2 separate regions of the Homo sapiens genome follow, and region 2 is linked to region 1. The links are chromatin contacts, found by Hi-C or POLR2A ChIA-PET in ENCODE. All regions are on one chromosome and are shown on one strand. Each heading gives the region's core, a stretch centred on a gene start or an enhancer-like site at or near the end of the contact. The rest is flanking DNA. Distances are from core to core; before and after follow the strand shown. Region 1 holds the start of CD82-AS1 (CD82 antisense RNA 1). Region 2 overlaps PHF21A (PHD finger protein 21A).

What was found. A loop is a pair of places that touch in the nucleus more often than their neighbours do. ChIA-PET counts read pairs that join two places held with the same protein, here RNA polymerase II (POLR2A). Pooled maps may share reads with other maps.
Region 2: a loop to region 1 is called in a map with no recorded cell type, with 2.7 times the contacts of the local background. The contact joins the enhancer-like site here to the promoter of CD82-AS1 in region 1. A Hi-C loop is called at or near these places in 1 of 37 single-sample maps with no recorded cell type and 3 of 50 pooled maps. POLR2A ChIA-PET finds 5 or more read pairs at or near these places in 1 of 52 experiments (GM12878).

Annotation. Positions count from the first base shown.
Region 1 is chr11:44,603,819-44,607,016 of GRCh38, forward strand. It overlaps CD82-AS1 (CD82 antisense RNA 1), which reads right to left and starts at 1,519. Exons shown (of 2, transcript NR_182290.1): 1 at 1,200-1,519; 2 at 690-912. CD82 (CD82 molecule) reads left to right here. Exons shown (of 10, transcript NM_002231.4): 5 at 1,240-1,364; 6 at 1,537-1,611.
Region 2 is chr11:45,928,740-45,932,112 of GRCh38, forward strand. PHF21A (PHD finger protein 21A) reads right to left here. Exons shown (of 19, transcript NM_001352027.3): 19 at 580-3,373. LARGE2 (LARGE xylosyl- and glucuronyltransferase 2) reads left to right here. Exons shown (of 14, transcript NM_001300721.2): 14 at 1-357. The coding sequence ends at 106. Among named protein-coding and RNA genes, the nearest start is that of LARGE2, 7.8 kb to the left of the region's middle. RefSeq lists enhancers at 1,219-1,408, 1,759-1,848. Within about 2 kb of position 1,857, at least 18 of the 41 ENCODE cell types and tissues checked have a DNase peak (open chromatin) inside an H3K27ac peak, as active enhancers do; they include GM12878, where a contact is called at or near this core.

The DNA.
Region 1 (3,198 bases), core at 269-2,768:
AGGGTCTTAGCCATCAGGCCCATTCCTGTACCTCCTAAGCATCATTTCCTCCCGGGCTTCTTTCTTGCTCTCACTGGTCCGTTCTCTCACCTTCTTTCCAATCTTCAAATAACCAAGCTCCTCCTTCCTCAGGCCTTTGCACCTGCTGTGTTCCCTGCCTGGAATGCTTTTCTTACAGATCTTTGCTTGGCTGACTTCTTCATTCATGTCTTGGCTCAAATGTCACTGGCTCAGGCTGGCCTTCGTCGACCCATTCTGACCCTCTCCCAGCCCAGCAGTTCTCTGCAGTTAGCCAGCTTTGGTATCTTCATGGCGCCCAACACAACCAGAAAACCTGTATTGTGTACTTTTTGTCTCCACTCCCCACCCCCAAATGTCAGACCTTGTTAGTCACTCTTCTGCATCCCCAGCAACTGGCACAGTGCCTGGCATGAAGTGGGCACCCAGTAAACATTTCTTGGCCGAATGAACATGCAGCACACCTGTAGCAATACATGTGCCCCGTGCATCAGTGGAAAGAGTGTGGCACTGGAGATTTGCATATTTTCAAATTCCAGCTCAGGCCCTTGCCTGTTCGCCTTTCTGAGCCTCATTTTTTTCTTCTGTGAAATGGCCATGCTAGTGCCTGCCAGGCAGGGTGATGTCAGAGTTGGAGACGGCGTGTGGAAAGCCCATGAGGCACAGTGAGTGGGCAAGAAAGGCTGGTGTTTGTTATTATATGGACAAGAAGGAAGGCGGGTTAAAAATCAGCTTGGAATCTTAATGTCAGTGGCCCCTGGAGAACCAGCCAGCCTCTTGTCTGTCAATTCCGCAGATATTCACTGTGCACAGCACCTCACTGCGAGAGGCGCTGTTCGAGCTGGGGGTTCCCCAGGAATAAAGTGAAGCTTCTGCCCTCATGCACCTCAGGTCCTTGGTGGAGGGGGAGAGCAGACAATGAGCAAGAAGAATCAGTGAAATGTAGTCTATTCAATCCTGAGAAGCCTTACGAAGTAAAAAATAAAGCCGGGAAGGGGCTTAGGCTGGATGAGGGTGTGGATTGCAATTTTACTGGGGGAGGGACACAAGTGGGGATGGGGGTGACCTGGTTCCCTGTTGGGCAGTGAGAAGCCAGCAGGGGAATGCAGCTGACCCCAACACCCTGGCTCCAAAGAGGGGATCCGGAAGAAGACCTGGACGGTTAGGCCAGGTGTTTATACCTGCTGTGCCCACTGATTTTGTACTTCTTCTTCCCCCTAGAAACCTCCTCCAGCTCGCTTAGGATGGGGGCCTATGTCTTCATCGGCGTGGGGGCAGTCACTATGCTCATGGGCTTCCTGGGCTGCATCGGCGCCGTCAACGAGGTCCGCTGCCTGCTGGGGCTGGTGAGTACGGATCCCTCCGCAGCTGCCTGCCCATTTCCTCTCATCCAGCCGAGTGCAGCCTGACCGCGGCGCTGGCCGTAACATCGGGTGGAGAGCATCTCTCGGGGCACGCAGGCTGGGTGCACCTGGTCGGGGACCCTCAGCTGACTTTGTGCCTGCTCTGTGTCCCCAGTACTTTGCTTTCCTGCTCCTGATCCTCATTGCCCAGGTGACGGCCGGGGCCCTCTTCTACTTCAACATGGGCAAGGTAAGCCCCTCTCTCCCTCCCTCTTCACTGGGCTGGACCAACCATGGGGGTGATTGACTGAGTGTGGGGGATGGACAAGGAACCCCCCCAGTTGTCACAGACAGATCCAGTAGGTGTCAGGGACGGCCTCCTGGACACTATTCCTTGTGATCAAATGGGGGAGCGTTAGAAGAGAAGGCGGCAGGTGTGGGCAGTCCCCGCTGGGCCTGGATCTTAGCCTGACCCCCCTGCTTTCTAGCTGTGTGGCCTTGGGCAAGCTGCTTGCCTCTATGTGCCTGTTCCACCATCTGTAAAATGGAAACAATAAGAAAACTGAACTCTCAGAGTGGTTGCAAAGATTATTCGAGATTATCTGAGTGAAACACATAGCGCATGGCACCATAAGTACTCAATAAATGTTATTCTTGTTATTATTAAGATACTTTAGCAACTATTAAATCCATGCCACTCACCCACAAATGAGGTTTAGAAGGAGACCGTTAATAAAAACATCAGTCTTGTGTCCGAGGGGAGATGTTCAGCTTTCAGAAACAGAAAATCAGACTTACAGCGGCTTAAAGTTGAAGGACATCTGTGGTTGACTTGACCGGAAGTCTGGTTTGGAAGCTCAGAGGCCCTGGTTCTGGCTGTTGAGCATCCTCGCTGGGATGGCTTTCCTGCATTATGACACTTACCTCGTGGTTCCAAGATGGCTGCCACAGCACCAGGCACGATGTCTGTGCCGCTGTGGCCTGAAGATGGGGAAGTGGGCAGTGCCAGACATGGCCATCCCTTTTATCAGAAAAGGCGCAGTGGCTCATGACTGTAATCCCAATACTTAGGGAGGCAGAGGTGGGAGGATTGCTCTGAGACTAGCCTGGGCAACATGGTGAGACCCCATTTCTACAAACAAATTTTTAAAAATGCTAGCCATGGTGGTGTTCACCTGTGGTCCCAGCTACTCAGGAGGCTGAGGCAGGAGGATCCTTGAGGCCAGGAGGTTGAGGCTACAGGGAGCCATGAAACAGAGCTTGGGGCAACAGAGTGAGACCCTGTCTCAAAAAAAAAAAAAAAAAAAAGTCCTCCAACAGACTTCCCCAGACTGGGTTACAAAGCCACCCCTGGTTGCAAAAGAGGCTGAGAATGTGAGTATCCAACTTTCAGACTCTAAAGACAGAGGCACAAGAGAGAAAGGAGCCAAGAATGGCTGTTGGGTGAGCCAGTTAATTGTGAGTCACAGTTATCACGTAAGAAGCACCTACTGTGTGCACGTGGGATCTTCTAGAAACTTTCCATACAGCGTCTTGTCCTCACAATGGCTCTGCAGGGTTTTATGTTGACAGATGGAGAAGCAGATGCTCTGAGATGAAGAGCAATAACAACATAGATAACAGTGACTCTAACACCCACCATCCCTCCAGTTGAGTCCATGCACAGCATATACCAAGTACAGTGTTGACCACGTTACACTCCTCCTCTCGCAGATCCTCACTAGGCCCTCTCAAGGTCGTGGGAGAATCCCCGTCCTGCAGATGAAGGAGTAAGGACAGCCTAGGCTCCCTGACTCCGAGTCCTGAGTTCACCCGTCCCCAGACCCTGCTGCACATG
Region 2 (3,373 bases), core at 607-3,106, 1.3 Mb after region 1:
GGCCCTCAAGGACGAATTCCACCAGGACTTGTCCCGCCACCATGGGGCTGCTGCCCTCAAATACCTCCCAGCCCTGCAGCAGCCCCAGAGCCCTGCCCGAGGCTGAGGCTGGGCCGGCGCTGCCCCTCATCTTAGCATTGGGCAGACACCAGGGCAACCTGCCCTCCGCCATCCCTGCTATTTAAATTATTTAAGGTCTCTGGGAAGGGCTGGGGCAGAGCATCTGTGGGGTGGGGTCTTCCCCTTGCTGCTATTGTATGGCTGGGGACTGGTCTCTCTCTGCCCCAGCCAGTTTGGGGCTGGTTCCCCCATCTTGAATTGTTTATCCCTTTTTCATAATTAAAGTTTTAAAACATCTTTTTTGTGTTCCTGGTTTGGGGGAGCAAGGGCACTCTGGGGCTAGGGCGTCAGTGCACAAGGGAGGTGCTACATCCAGCTGGGGTCACAGGAGGGCCTGGGCCCTTAAGGGCAAGCACCCCCCCGCCCCCCACCCCCAGACAGCCAGTCAGGGAGGGCAGAGGCTGGGACTGGAATGTGTCCTGCCCACCCTCCCCTGCCCCAAACCCAACACCATGAGGCTGAGAGGCTTTATTTGGCTTTATTTAGTAAAATGTTAAAATAAATAAATACAAATTGATCAGCTGCTCTGTATCCCCCCCCACCCCCTCAAAACAAAAACCAAACAAACAAAAACAAAAACTTTGAAGCACAAAACTCCAAATACAAGTCTACCAAGACTGAAATCACAAAGGGCATGGACAAGAGACAGGGTTGGGGTCTGGCTGGCTCTTCTCTGCTAGGAGCTGGCTGACCTCTGGCCTGCCCGTCCCATCCCGCCTGACTGCAGCTCACCCTGGGCTGAGGACCCACGGACACCGGAGAGAGGTGAGGGTCCAAAGGCTGCTGGGGAAGGGGTAGGGGGGTGGGGTCCTCAGGGAGGAAGGGCCTTGTGGGAGGGGGCGCCAAGTGGAACTGGAGAGCCCTGCTTCCGTTTAGAGGAGGTATTTTTCAGAGTTCCTACCCCGGCTTTCTGGAGGGCAGCCCCAGCTTCCTGCCCCTCACTTTAGCAAGGGGCCAGAAGACTGCCCAGGGCTGCCCACTCCTGTCTTGGAGAGGAGCTGACTCAGAGGACAGTCTAAGTCAGGGTGAGGATGGGAGTCCTGCTTCCTGCCAGGGGTGCCCGGCAGAGGGACAGGGGCGAGGTTCACACAGAGCAAAGTTGCCTCCACTCAACAGAAGCCACGGGATCTGGAGAACCCAGGCCCTGGAAAATGCACCTGGGCCACCATCCATCTCATTACCCTAAGAGCCTTTTGCCCCTGGGTAAAAAGTCTCCTAAATTCAGCCCTTTAGATAAATAAGAAGGACCACGCCCTATAAGAGAATGAAGAGAGGAAACCACTGAAGAGTGTGTGTGAGCTGGGAGGTGACAGCCCAAGGGAGGCTCTGATGGCCCCAAGAGAGAAGTATCAGAGGTGGCTGGAGAGGCAGCCGTGCATGCGGAGACGGAAGCGTGCTGCAGACACGGTCACCCTCACGGAAACAGCTGTGTGTAACCACCTCCATGCACGCTGCCTGTTGGGCCTGAGCCAAGCAGCAGCAGGGACAGAGAGGCAGGTGTTGCAGGGAAACCAGGCACACGATGGTGCCAGCTGGAGGCTGCCAGGGCGGCCCCACCAGGGACTGCCCCTAACTGCCTCCCTATGTCAGGTACAACCAGCAGGCTTACCCCAAAGGGCCTGATAAGGAAGGAAGAAATCAAAACCCCAGAGGAGCTCAGCACAGGTGAGACAAGACCCAGCAGGCTCCATGAAAGAAAAAGGACCCACAGGCAGCAAGAATGCAGAGGTGGAGATGACAGCAACATGGCCTCACTGTTACCAGGATGCAGCGCCTGGACAGGAGCTGGCAGGGGACTCCCAGTCATCACTGCCACCAGGGCGCAGCGCCTGATCAGGAGCTGGCAGGGGACTCCCAGTCAGGGCCCAGTGGGCAGCCGCTCCAGCTCTCTGAAGTGACTACAAAGCCAGCTGGTCTCAAAAGTGGCTGTCAGAGCAGCTAAATTCTGGGCCGTGGGGAAAGAGCAGCGGAGGGAAGGAGGAGGAAGCAAGTGGAGGTGGCTGGGGTGGGGCAGTGTCACGAGCGTATGTCTCAGGTGGTCACAGGCCCCCCCCCCTCCCCGCCCAGGTCTGAGGGGACAGTGAAGGACAGGGAGATTGGGTGCCAGGGGCCTCTTCTTTACAGTAAAGCAGTGTTTTGGAATTTGAGTGCAGAATGTAGGTTTGGGGGCTGGGTTGCATCTCGTACTCCATACTAGCTGACTCCCAAAACAGCTCACATCTGAATGTCAGGAAGAATCCACAGCCCAGCTGCAGGCGAGGTCAGAATGTACCCGACACTGCTGAGGGCGGCAGGCAAAGCCCTGGTCAATTCCTAGCCCCGTCCTCCGACCCAAGACTCCTAAGGCAGCTCCTCTCTGAGCAAAGGCCTCTAGTGATGATGGTTTCCCAACTTCTTTCAGGAAAAGGTAAGTTAGGTGTTGTGTGGCAACCCCCAGATGGGCCCAGACAAGTTGAGGGGAAGAGCTCTAGACAGGGCAGACAGCCTGCTGCTGGTCTCTGATCCTCTGCCAACGATTCCTCCAACTAGTCCAGGCATCTCCAAGGCTCCCTGACTAGACACAGCACCTTGGTTTCTGAATGAGAAAAGGGAACTCTTTCCCCCTCAGCCAATCAAGCAGCCAGGGCCTAACTCTGAGGCCTGTTCAGCCTAACTTAATTCCTTCTTCTGAGGCCCCTGGGAAGATGAAAGGCGATGGCTGATAGAGATGAGACACATTTTACTCTAAGAAGTGTCTCTTCTCTGTTGCATTTGCTTTCAGATCTGTCTTTGTCTCTCTGGGCCTAATTGGGTGGGAGAGAAGCTGATAGGATCGTTTCTACCTCTCCTAGACTCTGGCCATTCCCAGGGCCTGGAGTGGGCTTGGGGGAGATGCTCCAGCAGGGCCAGGGTACAGAGCCTCCACCGCCCTCCCATCGGCCAGGGGCACGCAAGGGGCAAAGGTCTCCAGCGAGAGCACAAATCTGACACAATTTACTTCTGACAAGGCAAGATGAGAGAATGGTCTGAGTCTTTCACAACCCTGGTTTTCTCAAGGAGAGGCCACAACCGGCCAAGCCGAGGCAAGCGCAGCAATTCTAGCCCAGGGTCACCCAGGAGGCTTGTGGGTGGGTGGAGTGGAGTAAATTTCTGGTGCCTGGAGCCAACAGGCAGAGAAAGGAGTGGGAGCTTCAGACCTCTCCCCAAAGGCAAGACAGAGCGAAGGCCACGCTGGGGCTCTGTCTCAGAGACGTACCCTCAAAACATGTCACTC